Linked DNA regions of Homo sapiens: region 1 is linked to region 2. The links are chromatin loops, found by intact Hi-C in ENCODE. Cell type or tissue: adrenal gland. All regions are shown on one strand. Each heading gives the region's core, and the rest is flanking DNA. Links, peaks and the distances in the headings are about the cores only.

Region 1 (7,946 bases), core at 1,245-6,244, 1.8 Mb after region 2:
CTTCTGCCACTTGTTCAGTGACTTCTTTTCATCAGGAAGGTTGCTTTACATACCAATAGGTATTTTTAAAATTATCTCAATGTCTATTTAAATGTGCTGCACCATGAAGGCCTTCTGGTTTTTTTCAGTTGAAATTAATATTTGCTAATAAAAGAACTGTCAGGTCATTGAAGTAAACATTCATTGATGTACCCAAAAGAACAGAATGTTGCCAGTTTTTATTTGCGTGGTATCCCTCTGCCCGAGTCAGTCAGTTACCCAGCAAGGCTGCAGCTCTGGCCACAGCCGGACATCAAGCTCAAGATATGATGAAGAGCTACCTCCCTGAACAAGGAACATAGAATATTGAATTAATTCATTTCACAAGCCCTATATGCTCCTGGCAAAAGCAAAGACACTGTGTGGGCTGGATTTTGCATTTACTCATAAAGTTTAAGGTGTTGGCTATAAGAATGACTGTCAAAAGGCGATTGCAGCATAACCCATGAGAATAAAGTGGGGAGACTCCGGAGGAAAAACTCAATCTCACACCTACTAAATTTTCATATCTATTTCAGGCATAAATGGATTCTGAAATTTTGTGGCTTAAAAAAAAGAAAAAGTTCCGTGAACGCAGCAGAAACTGCAACGTTGAAACATTTCAGTGTGGAGATCTGGAAGCACAGATCGGATTTTGGAGCTGACCTGGGCATGTTTATGATCACAGTCCAAATCAAACATCACAGACCGGATTATCAGCCAGGAGCAGCACCCCTGAAGGTCCCTGTGTTCTGCCATGCGACAGCTTTGCCTGGACCTCAAGTTCTCTTCCTCGGCCTTCTCTTGTGCCTTTGCATTCCTACCTCAGGAAGACCCATACAATAATTGAAAAAACTGAGATTTGGTAATACTTTTCAAGGATTACCAAGTCAATTACTGAGAGGGAGAAAAATAAAAAGGAAATAGTTGAGCATCACATGCTAGGGCACATTCAATTCAAACAGCTCCCAGGGAGTTAAAATTCTCTCTATATGGTGAACAGTGTGTGCTTACATGTCGCTGGCAAGCCCACAGCAGTTTAAGGTAATATTTTGGTCAGCAGGTGTAGACCCCAAATGAACAGTGGTTTAAGACCTGGATTGCAAGAGGCAGGCATGTACCGAAATTAGAAAAGCATTCTCAGGCTATTGTTTAACATTCTACATATGTGAGATACAGAATGAAAGAATGAGAATTATCTTAAAATCCCTGCTAAAGCAGGGCCTGCTTTCTCAAGGCAATCTCAAGCTTTAGTAGTTCAGACAGATTCTCTAACTGACAATTAATATTAATAGGTAGATTTCACAATGTGGCATTATCACACGGGAGATGGGTGGGCACACCATCTGGGTTTTGGCAGGTATTAGATGTAATCAAAGGGATTACTTGGCTCAGGGAGAAATAGAAAACCTTGGGTTTGTTTAGTCTCTTTCCTCTTTTGTTTGGACGCAGCTCTAGGTGTGCTTAACTATTTTCCCCCTTGTTCTTTATTTGTGGTCGGCAACATCTCCAGGGGAAAAGAAACAAAAACAAAAAGAGATGGATGGACAGCCCACAACGATAGCTTGGATATGGAATCCTGGCCCATTTTCCCTTCTTACATAAAATTCACCAAAAATTTATTGAATGCCTACTATGGGCAAGGAGCCTTGCCAGGACACCTCAGCTGTAGGGCAATAAGATGTCAGCACTTACAGGTCTATTTCTGGATGCTTTAGAATAGGTAAAAGGGCATATTGAATCTTCAAGGAGAATGTAATATTTCTTGATCTGTCTTTGCCCCTTGCCCACCATGTACCTCTATCCACACACACACACACACACACACACACACACACACACACACAAATGTTACCTGGAAGATCAAAAGGTGGATGCTAAAAGGTGGCATCCACCTCAGATTTTAGAAAACAGTCACATAATTGCATTGCTTATTGGAAAGATTCAATACACTAGACCAAGGAACCTATAAGAAGGTATACATGTTTATTTTCAATAAAAATAAATGGAAGTCGTTGATTGGTTTACATTCTTGGAGGAGACAGGTGACGAGGCATTCTTGAGGTACCAGAACCCTGATGATTGCTGCTGCAGGTAACTTGTGAATTTTATGTTCAACTTTTGCTCTGATGATGAGTGAGAAGTTGGCTTGCCACCAAGACATTCCAACTCATGAAAAAACACTTCTAATTCCCCAGTGTCTCTACCCAGGACTGTCTTGCATCCCACAGATAAACACCACCCTAACACACAATGATACTGCCATTGTTTCATATTTATCACATGCCCAGAGAAAACAGCAGTGACAGAACCTCAGGCTGGACGGTCAAGCTCCCGCAGATACCGGCACTCCTCCACGCCTCCTTCTGAGCACACAAGACCGCAGAAGATCCCAGGTTCCTTCAAAATTATTTCTGGTAGGATGATCTTGTCCCAAGAACCCAATGTGTGGGATGTATATACTTAGCCACTTAATAGATGACAGTGATTAGCCCCAAACTTTCTGTAACAATAGATCAAAGATTAGGCAGTCCCATTCGCAGGACTAGCAAGGCATTGTAAGGACCTATTTCATCTTCACCTTCATTCTCATGCTACGTTACTCCACACGCAGGGCACCCCCTAACCATCTCCCTAAACAGACAAAATAAACTCAGCTGGCACCACTTTTTCTTTCCCAGCCCCCCAGCCACTTCCAGGATCTTTTCGGGTGTAACAGGCACATGATCCATGCTGTATGTGAATCTTTATAAAATTTTACTGTCAACAACATAACTACATATTCTAGTGCTCAGATCGACTTGAGCCCTTAAGACTGCAGGGCCCACTACAAAACCCACTAGTCACATGCGACTACCTAAATTCAAGTTTATTAAAATTAAATACAGTTTAAAATTCAGTTCTTCAGCCACACCTCAAGCGATCCATGGCCACGTGTGGCTAGTGGCCACCATATTGGCCAGTGGAGACAGAACATTGGCATCATCCCAGTAAACTCTACTGGACTGCGGGACTAGAGGGTGCCAGAACACGAGAGGAGAGAAGTTTTCCTGGACCCCTGCAGAGCTGCGCTTGGAACAGCCAGGCCCAGATGCTCACGAGTTTGCAGTCAACCTAAATGCATGTCTCCTCTGCACCCGGGACACCCAGGCCCTGTAGCCTTTCAAATGGGAAGTCAGGGCAGTGCTGCAAAACCTCCACAGTGCGGAATTCCGGGAAAATTCTTTACAGAGGTGTGGAGGTGGAGGAAAGCTTCCTGGGCAGGCCTTTGGGGTCGTCCCCACGCAGGCGCTTGCAGCCACCCCAGCTCGCGCGGGGCCGGGCTTTGGGGTGTGAGAGCTGGGACGGGAGTCGGGTGGATGCCTGGCCGGAGCCGCCAGCTCCCCTCGTCCTCTTTGCTTGTCCTTTAGCACAAGGGCGAGCAGCGTAGGACAAAGACTCGGGCGGCAGCTGCCTGGTTCGGCGCGCAGGGGCGGCCTCGGCCACCCGGGGCGCCCGCCGCCTCCACCGCCCCGCGGGGGAGGCCCGATGCCCGTCTTTGTCTGTGCCGCCGCCGTGGGCCGGGTCCGCAGGAAGCGGGCGCCATCGTGCGGCCTGAGCTGGACACTGCGCCCCCGGAGGCGCGGAGGCGCGAACCACCAAGCGTGGCTCCAAGCTCCACGGGGACGCTGGTGTCATCGTGGCCACGACTGCTTGTACTGTTGTGGTGCGTTCTCTTTTGTATACTAAGTGCTGTGTGAACACAGAACCACTTCCAGTAAATGCAACTGAGCCGTCGCCAGCAGAAAAAGTAGAAGGAGGTGGACAGACTTGTCTATGTACAATGAATAAAAATACCATGATCAAGAATATTTAGTGATGTAGTTGCTTGCATATGCGTGGAATATATCTGGAACGTCACAAAGGAAAGTGGTTACCGTACCTGCCCTGGTGACCTAGGAGGGTGGCTCATGACTTCCTTGACTTTCGTACCATGTGCACATATTACCTACTCAAAACCAAAGCATTTAACAACCTAAAGATATATTTAATAAAATGTGTCGGTCAGGCGCCGTGGCTCACGCCTGTAATCCCAGCACTTTGGGAGGCCGAGGCAGGAGTATCACTTGAGGCCAGGAGTTGGAGATCAGCCTGGCAAACATGGCGAAACCCCGTCTCTACTACAAATACAAAAATTAGCTGGCGTGGTGGCACATGCCTTTAATCCCAGCTACTCGGGAGGTTGAGACTAAAATCTCTTGAACCCGGGAGATAGAGGTTGCAGCGAGCTGAGATTGCACCACTGCACTCCAGCCTGGGCAACAGAGTGAGACTCCATCTCAAAAAAAAAAAAAAAGTCTATGATATGTACCATGTGCAAATGTTGCTGAAGCCAAAGGTAAGTAAATGCCAAGTCCTTGCCTTCTGGGGACCCTGAGTACATGAACAATCTACAAGTCACAGAAACGGAATTAAACCATGTTTCAAAGGATGCTTGGTCAGGAAGGGTTTTTTGTTTTGTTTTGTTTTTTGTTTTTAGCTTGAATGACCCAGTTCAGCAGGTGAGGTTTTGCAGTCTTGGTGAGGACAGAAAATGTCTTCGTTGTCCTGATTCAGTTGGCCAAACTCTTCTTACCATAGAGTAAATTCCTCTAACTATGTTTGTCTCTGAAAATGCTCACCCCAGAAAGATAGCAGAAAAGTAGCATTTACCCTCTGGCTTATTTTAGAAGCCATGGGTAGAGTTGAAGCTCTCAGAAATGACACTCTGTGTCCTTCCAACCCAATCTTCTCTCCTAAACACTCCACCCCATCCTCTAACCGAAGTCCAAAGTACTCCAACAAATTTAACCTAGAGCCATGTACCAAGTTAGAATTGATTACATTTAAGCTACTTCCAATTACCAGAGCCTTGATTCTGTGGCATAGCCACAGAGTTGGGCCTTGTTGTGGATGGCCTCCCAGAGCATTTAAATCTGGCCAAGGAGCCAAGGTAAATGCACTGGGCCAGTGGAGCTCCTCCAGGCAGGGACAGCACCATCATCCTTTTTGTGACCTCCCCCCAGTGCCTCCATCAGTGCCTGGTAGAATACCTGGCACTGTATTAAACTGAACCCTAAACTTTTTATTTCCCTGGAAGTGCTCTGCAGAGTCATGGAAAAATGTTGAGACAGAAAGCTCAGCACTCCTGAGGTTGGGCTGGAAGGAGTGTGGGCAGCAGGGCTGCCTTAGGTGCTTAAAGAGTCTCTCCTGATCATAAAGAAGACGTGATCTGCATGCCAAATGGAAAAAGCTAGAGTCCTAAGAGCAGGGAGAGCAAACGGCTGGGAAAGCCTCCCCCAAGAGGAGAAAATTTAACTCGGCTGGGAAAGCATGGCTTTGGCCTAAGAAGGGAATGTGTGTATTCACATGTGTGTGCATGTGTGTGTGACAGCATGCATATGTGTGTGTGAACATGCACACGTGTAAGTGGCTGGGTCTGTGCAGTAAGCATTCGAGAATCCTGGTTCACCTGCCTGCTTGGAGCAAAGCATCTGATTTGGGGAGCAGGAGAGCAGGGGAGAGAGAGCTTATTGAGTCAAAATCTATATATAAATATACATTTTTTTTTTTGCCATTGGACCCTTGAGGACCAATTTATAAACAATAACTTCCAAAAATGCAAGACCTAACCCCAGTCCCTATCCTAGATCTCTGATGAACCTCTGAGGCATGAACAGGAGGGGCCTGGCCGGGCAGCAAGAACATGACCAGCATTTCCCTAGCAGTGGGGAAGGGAGTAGAAATGCATCTCAGACTTGCACGAGGCATGAAGTGGGTTAGCTGGTTTTCCTGTTTTCTGTAGAAACAGGGCGGATGCATCCTTCCATGTCCTCTGCTCCTGCCATGAGTTCTCTCTTAGACCTGCCTTGATTGTCCTGCTTCTGATGGGATAGACAAAAGAAATCAGGAACAGTAAGGAGCCTACTTCTTGGGAAAAACTGCTCAGCCAACTGGAAAGTACTTAGAATCTAAACTGCCCACTTGGGAAGGGGGACTAAGTCAACCTGCAGTCCATTTATTGAGTACCCATCAGCATCCTGCACCATGCTGGGCACTTTCAGGCAGGGTAGCATCTTCCATTTTATCTTATTGGGATTTCTGTGACCTAATGAGGGTGGCAATGAACCCAACTCCCTCTGTAACTCCAGAGAAGACAGTATGTCCACGGTACAATCCATGTTTGGATGGACAGTGTCCTTCAAACAGCTGCTTGTCAGTCAGGCGTTAGGCCTTGGTAAGCAAGTAGATGCCTCTTGCCTCAGCTGAGGCTTATTGGCCGTGTCAGGAGCCAAAGATATCCTCCAGTTCCTTAACTACCCCCTACACCACCTTCCCTTCTCTCCCCTCAAAAGAGAAGATTGGCGCCATTGGCTCCTTGAGGAAGACTTTGGCCTCCATGTGCATGTGTGTGTGTGTGTGCGCGTGTGTGTGTGTGTGTGTCTTCCCAGTGGGGAAGCCCTTTGCACTCTCGATGGGGATCCATGAAGCTTCTCAGCCTTGCCTTGGGCTCCCCTTGGGCTCCCCTTGGGCTCCTGGCTCACGGGAGACAGAGGTTGGTGAGAATTAATTGTGAAGTGCATTGAGAGGCACAAATGAAAACCAGTCCCGCGGCGGAGAGATTATTACTGTTGGCAATTTGGGTTTTCTAAAATAGCTCTTAGGATATGACTGTGGCAGCCCAAACCCCAGAGGTGAGCTCAAGGCTGATAGATTTTCAGAGCAGCCCCATTTTGCTCCAGTCTCCGGCTTCCCTTCCCTCCAGGGCGGGGGTGAGCAAGGCAGAGTGGGTCGTGGGCTGGGGAGCACTGTCCCTTCCAAAGGCTGCTGATGGGAGGGCAGCTGAAGGCTGACCCCACGTTCTTGAGAGAAGGTCCCCAGACTTCCCGGCATAATTTCCTTCTCACTTCACTGTTCTCTTCCCTGTCTGAAATGGCAGGTGACCTAAGAGGGAGCGGTGTGCAAATTGATTTGGAGGCGATCAATGGCTCGGGGCGCGGCCCCGGCTCGCTGCCGTGTCACTGATCCTCTCCAAATCGATTCACACACCATTCCTCCTCAGCACACCTGCCATGTCAGATGGAGAGGGACGCATGAAGTGAGAAGAAAATTACGTGTTCGTTAGGCCGCCGCCACCTCCGCCGCTGCCGCCTCTCCTCGTCCCAGCTCCCCACCACGTTCCAGTCCACTACCGCTTGCCTCGCGAGACTGGGGAGCCCTTTTCCATGCACGTGGAGAAAGAACCCAGAGGGTGACGGAGCTGCAAATATTCTTGCACCGACACCACCTCACTGACAGCCTCTAACTCAGGCAACTAAAAGTTGGCCCTCTCCATAACACTGGCTCCCAGAGCTTCTTACTCTTTTACTCTTCAAATTCTGTTGGGGACCAGTTTATAAACAGTCAACTTCATTGGTGGGCCCAGGGTCACTTGACATTTGAATTTCATTAATTTGAATTAATCCACCCATCCATCCCTCCACCCACCCTGTCATTCAACAAGAAGTCAACTCTGTGGAACCCCCCACTGGGTGTCCAGCAGTGACCAGAGCTCAGGCCTGCTCCTCAACATCATGAGTTACGACCAGGACAATCTACTTTGGAGAAGTCAAAGTATGCTCACAGGAAAGGAAGCAAGGAATTAAATTCACAGAAAGAGTTCTTTAGCTATTTAAGACAGAACTTATTACAGTGCTCAGTCCACTAATCATTCATTACCAGTCGGCTAGGGGCTCAGAGGGTGACACCAGAAGGCGAATACACTGAGACGCTAAGTTTTTTCACAGTAAGACTTTCTCAATGAAGGAAGCAGTGCATTTTACGTTCTGGTGCAAGCACTCCCGGACTGGCACGTTGAGGCAGGCACAGCTTATCTATTAGTCACAGTGGGCACAGTGCCCAAGCCCCAA
Region 2 (7,946 bases), core at 1,893-6,892:
TTCCAAGTTCAGTGTGCTTTCCATTTTCCCATGCTGCTCCCTGTTTTAAAAAAGGACCGCATACATCCCCAAGTGAGGGAGAATGTCTCACTTTCCTTTTTACTCACTGGTGGGAGAGGAAACTGGAAGACAATTAGCCATGGATTAAAGATCCTGTTTGGGCCCTGTGACCCTTTGAATTCCTTTCAAAGAATATATTCTAAAGATGTAATCATATGAGGACTTATTAAATCACAGCCAACTTTTATTGAGCCCAAATGAGCCAGGCATAGTGTTCAGCATTTTTCATACCTTTCCCAGTTTAAGTCTCAGAACAGTTTAATGAGGTATGTTCTTACAATTACTCTCCCCTGAAACAGATGGTGAAATGAGGCATGGGAGGATTTTGTATGTCCAAGTGTCTAAGTTCCATGGCTACGTAGAATTTGGATCCACATCTGATCCTAGAGCAATTTTTCCCCACTGCTTTGCTCACTGTCCAGTCTGTGCAGTGTTGCTTCATGCAAAGACAACCAGGAAATGATCTAAATAGGGAAATTATTTAGAAAAACATCCTTGAAATTCTACAAATGATACTTTAGATATAGATGATGGATGCCAAAAGATGATAGCAATAAAATTGAAATCTATAAAATGCTATGATCCCACTTTGTAAACATATGCCCATGGAAAAATATCTGGAGGGATTATAGCTCAATTTTTTGTTTTCTTTTTCTTTATATTTTCTATTTTAGCTACAATGAACAAACCTAATGGTGTCATTTTCTTTTTTAGGCTAAAGTACATTAATTGGGGAGTAGTTTAGAACTTTTGAAGCACTCAAATAGCATCAAGGAATTGTCATAAGGCGTGTCTAAGCAAAGCGAATTCCACTTGGATATGGTTTGGCCGTGTCCCCACCCAAATCTCATCTTGAATTATAGCTCCCATAATCTCCACATGTCATGGGAGGGACCCAGTGGGAGGTAATTGAATCATGGGGGTGGGTTTTCCCGATGCTGTTCTTGTAATAGTGAATAAGTCTCACAAGATCTAACAGTTTTATAAAGGGCAGTTCCCCTGCACATGCTCTCTTTCCTGCTGCCATGTAAGACATGCCTTTGCTCCTCCTTCACCTTCTGCCATGATCATGAGGCCTCCCTAGCCGTGTGGAACTGAGAGTCCATTAAACCTCTTTTTTTAAAAAAAATTTACCCAGCCTTGGGTGTTTCTTCATAGCAGTATGAAAATGGACTAATACAGTAAATTGGTACCAGTAGAGTGGGGTACTGCTATTAAGATACCTGAAAATGTGGAAGCAACTTTGGAACTGGGTAAAAGGCAGAGGGTGGAACAGTTTTGAGGTCTCAGAAGAAGATAGGAAGATGTGGGAAGGTTTGGAGCTTCCTAGTGACTTGTTGAATGGTTTTGACAAAAAGTCCAGGCTGAGGTGGGCTCAGATGGAGATAAGGAACTTATTGGGAACTGGAGCAAAGGTGATTCTTGCTATACTTTAGCAAAGAGACTGGTGACATTTTGCCCCTAGCCTAGAGAACTGTGGAACTTTGGAATTGAGAGACATGATTTAGGGTATCTGGCAGAAGAAATTTCTAAGCAGCAAAGCATTGAAAAGGTGACTTGGGTGCTCTTAAAGGCATTTCATTTTATTTTTTCACAAAAATAAGGTTTGGAATTGGAACTCATGCATAACAGGGAAGCAGAGCATAAAAGTTCAGAAATCTGCAGCCTGAGGATGCGATAGAAAAGAAAAACCCATTTTCTGAGGAGAAATTCAAGCTGGCTGCAGAAATTTGCATAAGTAACAAGGAGCCAAATGTTAATTGCTAAGACAATGGAAAATGTCTCAAGGGCACGTCAGACATCTTCACAGCAGCCCCTCCTATCAAAAGCCAGGAGGCCTAGGAGGAAAAAATGGTCTCATGGGTGAGGCCATAGACCCCCCTGCTGTGTGCAGTCTCAGGACTTAGTGCCCTGCATTCTAGCCCTGGCTAAAAGGGGCCATTGTACAGCTCAGGCTGTTGCTTCAGAGGGTGCAAGGCCCAAGCCTTGGTGGCTTACATGTGGTGTTGGGCCTGTGGGTCCACAGAAGTCAAGAATTGAGGTTTTGAAACTTCTGCCTAGATTTCAGAGGATGTATGGAAATGTCTGGATATCTAGGCAGAGATGTGCTGGCAGGGTGGAGCCCTCATGGAGAACCTATGCTAGGGCACTGCAGAAGAGAAATGTGGGGTGGGAGCTCCCACACAGAGTCCCCACTGGGGCACTGGCTAGTGAAGCTATGAAGAGAGGGTTACCATCCTCCAGACCCCAGAATGGTAGATCCACTGATAGCTTGCACCTGGAGAAGCCACAGACCCTCAATGCCAGCCTGTGAGAGCAAACAGAAGGGGAGCTGTACCCTGCAAAGCTACAGGGGTGGAGCTGCCCAAGACTATGGGAACCTACCTCTTGCATCAGTGTGACTTGAACGTGAGATATGAAGTCCAAGGAGATCATTTTTGGAGCTTTAAGATTTGACTACTCTGCTAGATTTCAGACTTGCGTGGGGCCTGTACCTCCTTCATTTTGGCCAATTTCTCCCATTTGGAACAGGATCATTTGCCCAATGCCTGTGCCCCATTGTATCTGGGAAATAAATAACTTCCTTTTGATTTTACAGGCTCATAGGTGGAAGGGACTTGCCTTGTATTAGATGAGATTTTGGACTGTGGACTTTTGAGTTAACGCTAAAATGAGTTAAGACTTTGGGAGAGTGTTAGAAAGGCATGAGTGGTTTTGAAATGTGAGGACATAAGATTTGGGAGGGGCTGGGGGCAGAATGATATAATTTGCCTGTGTCCTCACGCAAATCTCATCTTGAATTGTAGCTCCCATAATCTTGTGTCATGGGAGGGACCTGGAGGGAGGTAATTGAATCATGGGTGTGGGTCTTTCTTGTGCTGTTCTTATGATAGTGAATAAATCTCATGAGATCTGATGGTTTTATAAAGGGCAGTTCCCCTGCACTTGCTCTCTTGCCTGCTGCCATGTAAGATATGTCTTTGCTTCTCTTTTGCTTTCCACCATGGTTGTGAGGCCTCCCAAGCCATGTGGTCCATTAAAGCTCTTTTTCTTTATAAATTACCCAGTCTCAGGTATTTCTTCATAGTAGTAGGAAAATGGACTAATACACCCTTCTAGTTAATTTTCTTCTTATATTGCTTCTGGGCAGGGCCTCTCTGCTTTCCTCCTTGCATGCAAGCCCTCTGGTGGGCCTTTGAGCTCAACAGGGCATCAGGGAGAAGTAGGCTTGTTGTGAGGCCAGGCTTGGAATGTCTATGGCTGTTCATGAAGTGGAACTTATATGGGATTCAAAGCTTTGTTGTCATTATTGTTTAGCAGGAGCACAGCCTTCAAAGAGGAAGCATGACAGCCAAATTTTGGGTAGTTTGCACAAGTATGAGCTCCAGCAACTTAAGGAGCAGCAGGCATATTAGAAAGGAAGCTCAGAGAAATGAAGGAAAAGAGAAGCAAGATACCCACCTTTTGAAAAGAGTGGCTTATTCTCCTCTTTTGGTGACTTGGGAGGGTAAACAGTATATAAAAACAAAGGGCATAACTGGGAGCCCAGGAGAACAGGGCTGAGACAGGATGGAGCATTATGGTTTGGAGTCCAGCAAGGTGTGCTATGTGTGTAGGCTCTTCCTTAACAGATGCTTCATGTAGTCCTGCACATGCCATGGTCAAATCTCCAAAAGCAAACTGGGCATTGGTTTGGGTCTAAGCCATGGCTTATGATTTGTTCAGTGCCTTCGACACTTTGGTGTAAAGTTGGGGCAAGCACCCAGAAAAGAAGCTCTAGGTCCTCTATTCTTCTATTTGTACATTTGAGGTTTGGGGTGTCTAATAGAATCTCATTTGAACAAGGTCTAGAGCTAAAACATCATCTATGAAAGTTCAGAGGTTGGGTGTGGTACCTCACACCTATAATCCCAGCACTTTGGGAGGCCGAGGCGGGTGGATCACCTGAGGTCAGGAGTTCTAGACCAGCCTGGGCGACATGGCAAAACCCCATTTATACTTAGCAGGGTGTGGTGGTGCATACCTGTGGTGCCAGCTACTTGGGAAGCTGAGGCAGGAGAATCACTTGAACTCAGGAAGCAGAGGTTGCAGTAAGCCAAGATTGCATCACTGCTCTCCAGCCTGGGTGACAGAGTGAGACCCTATCTCAATAAAGTTCAGAGTATTTAGGAAATAGGAGCTACAATATGCAAGTTTCCTTGAGGGGAGAAATTGAGGAAAAAGGGTGCTGTCCATAAAATGCAGTCCAGAATGGGACGGCTGCGTATGGGGAGGACAGCAGAGGTGGACCCTGAAAGAAAGGGCAAAGGGGCAACCAAAAAAATCATCACCACATTTTCACAAGTATTTTATTTAACTGGTTGTGTATTTCTACTTGAGAAATGTCTAGAAATATTGCCAAATGATTTATTTGCCAAAGAAATTCTAAAGTTTTGAAGAATTAAATTTTCTCAGGCAATATCGGTCATTTAAAACTAAGTGTTGTTATAATATAGCCAACATAGAATTTTATATATAGATGGTGATTATATGTTTATAATCACCGTAAACTCCAGAGTGCCTCTGTATAATTTTTTGGTGTTTCTAGAGTTTTGATTTAAGTTTTCAGTTTCACAATGAGTTTACACTTTTAATATGGCACAATAGAATTCAGCTCCTCAGTAAAATTCAGCAATTCTGTTCAGCAATTTTTATGCTGTATAAAAGATGCAATTTAGCAGAGAAGTTATAAGGGTAAGCTTTGGAGCCAGATCCCCTGAACGTGAATCCCCTTCTGCCATTTATTAGCTGTATGGCCTTGGTAAAGTTTCATAAATTCTCTGTATTTCTATTTCCTCATCTGTAAAATGGGAATAATGACAGTATTTCACTGGCAGGCTTTTATTGAGGATAACAGCAATTGAAACTCTTGAAGTGGTTAGAACCATGCCTGGCAAAAATGAAGTTCCATAAATGTTAGCTATCATTGCTGTTATTGTTATTCTTAGACACTTACCAAATTTCAGGTACTGGGGGAGATACAAGGATGAAAAAGATGTATTTCTATTCTTCAACTATCTTAAATCTTAGATCGCTATTTTTCTCTATTTTATTCATTATATTAGGTTGTATTACTACTGCCATCAGTGTTTTCTATCAGAATTTCTGAGTTCCAAAGTTGTATTATTGAAAGAAATATGGAACTCTTTTTATGGATTTTTTATATTTCCTGGGAGAGATAGTTACCTCCTTCCTAAGCAAGTCAAGACCTAGCAATTCACTGCCTCTAAGGTGAAGCAGCCCCTCCCTAGATAACCACAGTGGGATTCCAGGAAAATCCTTTGAGTATAGCAAAGGCCCTATGCTTGCTCCCCTCTTGGTAAATGAAATCATTGCTCTCCCTTTAAGACTAACTTATCTAGGGGTGATGTTTAGCTGACATTTATGTTGAGATCGCTAAGTGTGCAGCTACAATATATGCACACATTTCCAGAATACCCACCTGCCTCCTCCTCCTCACAACACAGCTGGGTCCTCACATGCACATTTGAATTTTTTTTAATGTACTCTTCCCTGAAACTAAGAAAAAGAGTGGAATCTTTTCATTTTTTTCTTTTCAATTTGTGTTAATATAGACATAAGCCTTTATTGGGAAAAGTGAAACCAATGTGTATGAAACTTGGACTATATCCAACTGAAAATAAAAACGAGTTCAGATGCTTTCTATGTTGGTTTTTGCCTCACATGCAGATTGTGCTGTTTGGTGAGAAATAATTAGTCATTTACAGGTTCATTACATAGTACGGTTAAACTTGACCTTCTCTTCTCTTTGGCTTGCTGGTGAGAGACCTTTCTCAGTAGGTCCAGCTGGCTAATATGGCTCTTATATGTATAAACCTATGTAGTACAGTCTGTATTTTCCAACTCTAATGTCACTCTCTTTGAGATCCCGATTTTACATATGGCAAGGAAGAGCTTATGTGTCATTCATTTTTCAGTTCTTTGTATAAGATCTCTAAATGGGACGTCCATTCTCCATTCTACCCTCTACAACAAAAACAGCACATTGTTATTTAAAAAGCAAAGGCTTTATAGATTAGTTGTTGAATGTGATATTCATCTCATGAATAACTAATAACATAAAATAAAGAACAATGAAAATGCAAATTATCTGCACATATACAGTGGCAGTTAGCAGTACGAATATCCCTCCTGAGTTTGTGCAAGGTAGGAAAAAGCCAGTCAAATTTCTGATTGTACCTAGTCCTTTGAGTTGTTGAGACAATATCAGAATTCATCCTTTTTAGGACTCATTATTAAGGCATGAAAAAAGAGATTGAAATCTGGTAGAATTTTAATTCTTTCGTTAGCATTATTAATAAACAAGAATTGGCAGGAGCTAAACTGATTGGCACATACATCTGGAATAACAGAAATAAATAAAGTTTCAGAATGGGAGGTAGGGCTTCTACTACAGGGATTTTGGTTAGAAAATAGCATGTGTGTGGCAACAGGTTCAAATCTAAACAAACCACAAATAAATCTTACTGAGAAGCACTTTTAGTGTGTAAGATAGGGACAGGTGGGTGTCTTTCTTCATGAGTGACATGTGTGGCTTTTATTTTGGGAAAGAGATCAGAAAGTCTGTTAGGGAAATGGAAGTGGAGTGTAGGTTACCACAGCTGTGAAAAACTAGCCCAGGGAGACTCACCAGGGAAAGGTCTCATCATTTTAAGTATCAAATTGCCCTAGAGCATTATTTGCTGGATTGACTCTTAAGAAGACCTAAATGGTAAAGAAAAAGATCTCTGGCCTTTGAAATATTTATATGAATACACAGAACCAAGATTTTGTTTCATGTGTAAATAGTGAATTAGCTTTATTCATTTGATAAGGAAGCAACATACACCAAAAGCACTGAAATTGTCTTTTTCTTTTTCTAAACTGCTGCTTTTTTCCAGTCTGTGTGCCCATCACGCACAGTACACTTGGTCAATGCATTCAGTGAGAACGATGATGGTTAAAGGTTGGATTTCATTTCCTTGACAGTCTGCAACCAGAAGATGACTCTCTGCTTTGGATTCTAGTGGTAGTTCGCCCCGTGTCACTTTTGGTAAGGATCCCACAGAATAGTCATGCAATATGATGTGGACAAGGAAGATGCAAACATTACAGGATGTGCCTTTTTATAAGGCATTAAATTACCTTCAATTCTTTTCTTTTCTGGGTGAAAGAGAAAGATGAAACTGAAGGCTCGAGAGCACCATTGAAAAGCAACAGGCCTCGCAGATGGCTGACCCAGATAACTGATAGCATGACATTACAGCCTCGCTCTGTGTGGTGAGCTCTGGCAACCCTGAGCCCCCTGGCTGCCCGCCACTAACTGCCAGGCTAAACTTTGCTTCCTGTGGTCACTCTGAAATTGTCGTTAGCCTAATGGAGGGGCTCCCCACCCTACCTACCCACAGACCAGGCCTCGATATTTCCTTCTGCATCACCTCTTGAGAGACTCACTGCATTGAAGAACTTGGGGCATTCATGAAACTTTTGTCTTGAGTCTAACATGGCTTAGATCAGTTCTCTTCAACCAGCTGTACTCCAGTGCCCTTAGTCACGTGGAAGAGTTAAACTCTTACTTCGTTCATGCCAAATCAACCCTCAGCAAGAAAACCATTTCTTTTTAAAAATGCAGAGAAATGTACATTGTACTCCATAATATGTCTGTGTTTTAATTTCTTAAAGTATTTAACAACCATCACCTGCTGCCATGACTGCAGCATTTTAGAGAAAAAGTGATGTTTAGTGTGATCCTTAAACCAGCAGTATCAACATCATCTGGGAACTTGCTGGAAATGCAGATTCTCAGACATCCACTTACAGAATCAGAAACTCTAAGGGTAGAGCTT

What was found. Hi-C counts contacts between places; a loop is a spot of excess contacts. Peaks named below come from ENCODE experiments on the same cell type or tissue, not always from the same donor. Only the 100,000 strongest peaks of a DNase experiment are listed, where the experiment ranks them.
Region 1: it touches region 2 in a loop (3-fold over the local background); 35 of 110 quality-filtered maps call a loop at or near these places.

What each region holds. Positions count from the first base shown.
Region 1 is chr2:60,578,378-60,586,323 of GRCh38, forward strand. No RefSeq gene overlaps it. Among named protein-coding and RNA genes, the nearest start is that of BCL11A, 29 kb to the left of the region's middle. RefSeq lists silencers at 3,315-3,604, 3,583-3,732. In adrenal gland, for the core only: a CTCF peak has its summit at 3,657; a DNase peak (open chromatin) is centred at 3,424; H3K4me3 peaks cover 716 bases; H3K27me3 peaks cover 833 bases.
Region 2 is chr2:58,750,796-58,758,741 of GRCh38, forward strand. The region is part of intron 2 of LINC01122 (long intergenic non-protein coding RNA 1122); the gene reads left to right. Among named protein-coding and RNA genes, the nearest start is that of LINC01122, 230 kb to the left of the region's middle. In adrenal gland, for the core only: no CTCF peak of the experiment used is centred there; no DNase peak of the experiment used is centred there.